Regions from separate parts of the Homo sapiens genome. Here region 2 is linked to region 1. Evidence: chromatin contacts called from ENCODE Hi-C or POLR2A ChIA-PET data. All regions are on one chromosome and are shown on one strand. The core of a region is the stretch at or near the end of the contact, and the rest is flanking DNA. Distances in the headings are between cores, read along the strand shown.

Region 1 (3,291 bases), core at 271-2,770:
CTATTCAAATGCTAATCTCTTCCAGAAACACCCTCACAGACACACCGGGAAATAATGTTTTGCCAGCAATCTGGGTATTCCTTAGCTCAGTCAAGTTGACACATAAAATCAACCATCACAATTAACTCCTTGTAAGCTTGGCACCCATATGAATCTCCTTAAACCATTCCTAACCTTCAAATAAAGACAAAAACCAGGCCGTAATGCCACCTACCAGGATACGAGGATCCTGCGTACACAAGGAATACTAATCCTTTCCTCAGAAGAGAAGGTAAAGTCTTTCAGTGACATTTTCTCTTCTGATATCCTACAGGTTACACTTGAATACTATGTACAAGTTACATACACACACACACACACACACACACACACACACACATATATCCTACAAGTTATGCTTGAATACTATGATGTAAAATTACATATGTATATGTATGTATATATAAAATTACATATATATACACATATATCCTACAAGTTACACTTTAATACTATGATGTAAAAATAACAATAGTTAAATACTGATATAAAGTTAATACATATCATGTTATGTGATAAGGAAATAAGATTAGAAATAAAGGAAATATGTTTGCTTAATATATATCTATGTACACCCAAATATATTCATAACAAGATGAGGAGGAAACACTCATGAAATTACAATTCTCATTTCTGTAACTGGTCATGTAGTTGTAACTGGTATTTATAACTACCTTCTGCTACTACCCATTCTGCATTTTCTTTGCCTTCAGCAAGGACCTCAGCTCATTGTGGCTCTTTACCTGTGGGGTGACCGAAAACTTAATTCCTGACCAGTCTGGGTCATTTGTAATCCTGCCTGGATTGGGTAGTTGTAGTTTCTCCTTGACGTTAATCACAGGGCATGGTAATACTAAAAGATGCCCTAAGGGATCTTCTGTATTTCAGACTTCTCTTCCTTCTATTGCGGAGTAGTAGTCCTATTTACCCTTGGTAGTCAGGATCAATCACCCCAGCCAACATCATAACTCCCTTCTTGGCTGTTGACTCAGAGGCATGAGGAGCCCAAAGTGGCAGTCTTAACTTCTAGTTTAATGGAAGTATTGTTGTATCTCCTGGTGGAAGTATTCTTACCTCTGGGACTAAGACGTCTAAGCCAACAGAGCATAAAGTCTAATGAACAGGAAGCATACATTTTGTTTGTGAGTTACTATGTGTAAATAGGAAATGGTGCCTCTCCCATCTCCACCCCTTGCTACCTGGACCTGTGACTTCTGGCTCTGAGAGAAAGAGCACCATATATTGGATGCTGATTCAGAGCATATACAGAGGGCCTTGTACAAGCCTTGCAAGGTATTGCCATCTAACTGGTATTATAACTGAGTGTTCAAAAGGCCATTCCACCATCCTATCAAGCCAGCAGCTTCGGGATGGTGTGGAATGTGGCAAGACCAGTGAATTCCATGAGCATGAGATCACTGCTGCACTTTTTGTGTGTTCTAGAATAAAATATTTTAAAAATTTCTTCCTGGCTCATTGCTATGAGTTCTTCTGTCTGTGGTTACTAAGACTAATCCCCAAGGAATCAGGAAGAGTCAATCCTTCCTTAGAAGCTGAATGCTGAATCTCTGATTATTCAAGACATTGGACTATTTTTTTAGGAAGTGATGTGACTCTGTTATTTTTCTCCTTGATCTGACAGTATCTGTGGGAAGAGCACAATGAGTTGCATAAAATAACTGACATTAAATTTCAGTGATTTTCTTCTGTGTTATATCTAGCTATACTTTATTCTTTCTCTTCTTCACATTTGTCTGTTGTGCTAATTGACTTAGCTCCTACTTTCTGCTCTGAAATTCACAAAACTACAGTTAAGTATGACACATTTTCTCAATGCTTCTATTTTATCCTAAAATATTGGTGGGGGGGAGACATTGGATTTTTACATTCCTAAAAGATTTTGTTACACACATGTAGAGGGAAAAATCAGTGTAATTCTGTTTTCTGATGGACGTGTTATAGGCCAAATAGAAAAAAAATCACTTAGATTTTTAACTTTTATTTTATGTTCAGGGGTACATGTGCAGGTTTGTTATATAGGTAAATTGCATGTCACAGGGGTTTGGTGGACAGATTATTTTGCCACCCAGGTAATAAGCATAGTACCTGATAGGTAGATTTTTGATCCTCACCCTCCTTTCTCTCTCCACTATCAAGTAGGTCCCAGTGTCTGTTGTTCCTTTTTTTGTGTCTATGTGTACTCAGTGTTCAGCTCCTACTTATAAGTGAGGGCTCTGTTCCTGCGTTAATTCGCTTAGGATACTGGCCTCCAGCTTCATCCATGTTGCTTCAAAGGACTTGATATCTTTTCTTTTTTTTTTTGAGATGGAGTTTCGCTCTTGTTGCCTAGGCTGGAGTGCAATGGCATGATCTCAGCTCACTGCAACCTCCACCTCCCAGGTTCAAGAGATTCTCCTGTCTAAGCCTCCTGAGTAGCTGGGATTACAGGCATGTGCCACCACACCCGGCTAATTTTGTATTTTTAGTAGAGACGGGGTTTCTCCATGTTGGTCAGGCTGGTCTCGGACTCCCGACCTCAGGTGATCCACCTGCCTCAGCCTCCCAAAGTTCTGGGATTACAGGCATGAGCCACCACGCCTGGCCGATATCATTATTTTTTATGGCTGTGTAGTATTCCATGGTGCATATGCAACACATTTTTTTTCCAGTCCACCATTGATGAGCATTTAGATTGATTCCGTGTCTTTGCTATTGTTAATAGTGTTGTGATGCACATACATGTACATGTGTCCTTTTGGTAGAATGATTTTTATTTCTTTGGGCATATACTCAATAATGAGATTGCTGGGTTGAATGTTAATTTTGCTTTGAGTTTTTTGAGAAATCACCAAACTGCTTTTCACAATGGCCAAACTAATTTGCATTCCCACCAGCAGTGTATAAACATTCCCTTTTCTCTGCAACCTCGCCAGCATCTGTTATTTTTTGACTTTTTAACATAGCCATGCTGACTGGTGTGAGATGGTGTCTCACTGTGGTTTCGGTGTACAGTTCTCTAATGATTAGTGATGCTGAGCATTTTTTCTTTGCTTGTTGGTCCCTTGTATGTCTTCTTTTGAAAACTATCTGTTCATGTCCCTTTCCCACTTTTTAATGGGGTTGTTTTTTGTTTGTTGATTTAATTCTTTATAGATGATAGATATTGGACCTTTGTCAGATGCAAAAAAAAAAAAAAAAAAAAAGACTAGAAAATTCTGAGTATGTAGCAGGTGCTACCAGCTAAGGCCAGGC
Region 2 (3,291 bases), core at 344-2,843, 650 kb before region 1:
ATGACTGGCCACCTAACATCATTCTTAAGACTGGTTCCAGGCCCGGCGCGGTGGCTCACGCCTGTAATCCTAGCACTTTGGGAGAACGAGTGGATCACCTGAGGTCAAGAGTTTGGGACCAGCCTGGACAACATGGTGAAACCCCATCTCTACTAAAAATACAAAAATTAGCCGAGCGTGGTGGCAGGCGCCTGTAATCCCAGCTACTCGGGAGGCTGAGGCAGGAGAATCAATCGTTTGAACCCAGAGGGCGGAGGTTGCAGTGAGCCGAGACCGCGCCACTTCACTCCAGCCTGAATGAAAGAGCGAAACTCCGTCTCAAGGAAAAAAAAAAAAAAAAAAGACTGGCTCCAACACAATTGTACAGTTTTCATGACATTAGTCAGCCAACTTGTTAGACATTCCAAATATCTTCAACCAGCTACCTTACAAAACGTTTTTAGGGTGAGTTGCATACATAGAAAGCAGAACTCAGTCATTACATTTGTTTCCTAGTCATATACTGCAACCTCCCACAGAATTCAAGAATTGCCTCTGGCCACTCCTTGTCATACGATGAAATATGTAGCATCATAGAAGGGCTCAACAGATTGAGCCCTTGGCCTCCCAGCGGGGCTCCACCGACCCCCTCAACTTCACTAGGCAGCAACTCCGAATTGTAGTTCTTAGGCAGGTACTTAATAGGAATTTTGGAAACTGAATGAGCTCATGTTTAAAAAGCCTTTGGCATAATTCCCGGCACAGAGAAAGCGCTCAAAGAATGTTAATTATAATTAATGCAAAGCGCCAACGCGCACTGTTCGATTCGCACAGCCTGAGAAACGGTTCGGTTGTCATTACTTTCTTATAAATGGTGAAACTATTAATTTGTTTGGTTGAGGAAATGGGCCAACAGGGAAGGCAAAATGTGACTGGTTTTACCTGCGGGGCATTCGTCTTTGGGTCTCTTTATGAGAAGAGAGGACACCTTTCTCTTCAGTTCACATTCCCTGCAGCCGGAAGATGGCTCTAGGATACTTGGCAGTAAGAGAGGCAGAATGGGCCGGGCGCAGTGGCTCCCGCCTATAATCCCAACACTTTGGGAGGCCGAGGAGGGCGGACCACCTGAGGTCAGGAGTTCGAGACCAGCCTGACCAACATGGAGAAACCCCGTCTCTACGAAAAATACAAAATTAGCCGGACGTGGTGGCACATGCCTGTAATCCCAGCTACTAGGGAGGCTGAGGCAGGAGAATCGCTTGAACCTGGGAGGCGGAGGTTACGGTGAGCCGAGATTGCGCCACTGCACTCCAGCCTGGGCAACAAGAGCGAAACTCCGTCTCAAAAAAAAAAAAGAGAGGAGAGACAGAGACAGAATGACTCATAAACCAACTGTCTGACTGCCTTTTTGGCAGGCCCTCTGGGCCCGAGAACCCTCCAGCGCCTCTGGATGAATTGCGCCAGAGGAAGTCAGCTGTCAGGGAAAACGAGATCTTTCGCCTCGCGATGATTACGTCATCAAGGAGGGCCAGGAGCATCGAAGGATATTGGGGAGGAGATTTCCGGCCCCCATCCCCGCAGCGACCTTATAAGGTCTCTTCCCATGATTCTCTCTTTCTTTTCGCCATCTTTTGTCTTTCCGTGGAGCTGTCGCCATGAAGTAAGCACGACCCGTGGTTCCCAATCCGCTTACATCCTCGGGCAGAACTCCTCTCTGTCGTCCCTGGCATGGCTGTAGACACCCTCCCTGATGGACTTTCACTTTTTGTTGCAGGGTCGAGCTGTGCAGTTTTAGCGGGTACAAGATCTACCCCGGACACGGGAGGCGCTACGCCAGGACCGACGGGAAGGTAAAAAGCCGCGTCGGCTTCACCTACCTTCTTGTACTCCGAGGAGGAAAGGCTGGTTTAATTCGGTTTAGGCGGGTTTATTCCCCACATCACCACTGGCCTCTGGAAGTCTTCGTGGACGCTCTGTGGACTGGTCGTTAGGACCAGAAACCTCTAAGTGAACCAGTGTTGATTATTTATTGTGAGCCAGGTCGGACATCAGGAGGGGTTTATGTAACTGATGTCCCGGTGTAAGGGAAATAACTGAGGTACGGAGGTACCCTTTGGAATCCTGGGACGGACAAGAGCAGAATGCTTCCCAGAAGGACGCACCACCCTGTCCTTTGCTATGAGCCTAGATTTCCTGCTCTCGAGAAAAGACTAAACGCAAGGACCTTCATAGTGTGACACAGTTACCTGCCAGTTATGTGACAGCCTTTTGGTCCTTGTGGGCCTCAGTTTTGTAAAATGATAAGCCAGAACTAGCATATTGATCTTCTAAGGATTCCAAGCTTACTCAGCCTCTTGTACTTTGTATAGTTAAATAGTAATTCCTTTGCATTTGTCACTCTAGGTTTTCCAGTTTCTTAATGCGAAATGCGAGTCGGCTTTCCTTTCCAAGAGGAATCCTCGGCAGATAAACTGGACTGTCCTCTACAGAAGGAAGCACAAAAAGGGACAGTCGGTAAGTGGAATACGCCTTGATGTTGGGGGCTATCTCTTAAGTTGTCAAAGCTCTCTGAACGTTGGTTTTCTGCTCTGTAAAATTAAATCAGACTGTATGCGAAAGAGCTCTTAAACTGTAAAGCGTCAGCAAAATGAAAAAGATATTATAAACTGTCTCTATATATTTTAGGCTAGTAGCAATACCGAGTTGAAATTTTAAAGTCAGATAAATTACGTTAAGCACCTTTGCGTTATAGGGCAGGGTGGAAGGGCTTAGTTTTCCAGTGGGAGGAAATTGAGAAGTTACCATAATTTGGTTTTGATTGCAATATTTACAGGATTAGTCCTAACATAGCCAGTGGACCATGAACCAGTCCACCATACACTAGTTCATTCACTAGAAAAACAGTGGTTTTTCTGGTCCTTGTTAAGTGTCCTTTTAGCTGGGTTATACATGAGAAAAAGTTTGAGTGCCATGGTAGGACTAGTATTCAGGAGGCTTGGGAATACTTACTGAACACCTTCTGGATGAAGGACTTTTCTAGGTATTGTGAGAAATAAATGCCATCAGACATAAAATATGTTGAAAGTTCAGAGGAAGGAGAAACTTAAAAGTGGATATGACACACCTATTAGGGTGACTATTCAGGAAAAAAAAAAACAGGAATTACAGGTGTTGGTGAGGATGGGGAGAAATTGGAACCTTTGTGCATTGCTAAATATGCAACAGCTGTGAAAAATCATTTGGTGTTTTCTCAAAAGGGTAAACATAAAAATTATCCCAGCAGTTCCACTTCTAAGTTATACCCTAAAACAG

What was found. A loop is a pair of places that touch in the nucleus more often than their neighbours do. ChIA-PET counts read pairs that join two places held with the same protein, here RNA polymerase II (POLR2A).
Region 2: a map of PC-9 shows a loop between it and region 1 (3-fold over the local background). The contact joins the promoter of RPL24 here to the enhancer-like site in region 1. A Hi-C loop is called at or near these places in 1 of 168 maps with a recorded cell type or tissue (PC-9). POLR2A ChIA-PET finds 5 or more read pairs at or near these places in 1 of 52 experiments (activated CD4-positive, alpha-beta T cell).

What each region holds. Positions count from the first base shown.
Region 1 is chr3:101,034,605-101,037,895 of GRCh38, reverse strand. No RefSeq gene overlaps it. Among named protein-coding and RNA genes, the nearest start is that of ABI3BP, 43 kb to the right of the region's middle. Within about 2 kb of position 1,520, at least 7 of the 41 ENCODE cell types and tissues checked have a DNase peak (open chromatin) inside an H3K27ac peak, as active enhancers do; they include PC-9, where a contact is called at or near this core.
Region 2 is chr3:101,685,020-101,688,310 of GRCh38, reverse strand. It overlaps RPL24 (ribosomal protein L24), which reads left to right and starts at 1,593. Exons shown (of 6, transcript NM_000986.4): 1 at 1,593-1,639; 2 at 1,754-1,829; 3 at 2,383-2,493. The coding sequence starts at 1,635. It overlaps LOC124906262 (endogenous retrovirus group K member 5 Gag polyprotein), which reads right to left. Exons shown (of 3, transcript XM_047449415.1): 2 at 922-3,291. The coding sequence starts at 932. RefSeq lists enhancers at 1-386, 1,297-1,346, 1,357-1,846, 817-2,016, 2,007-2,196.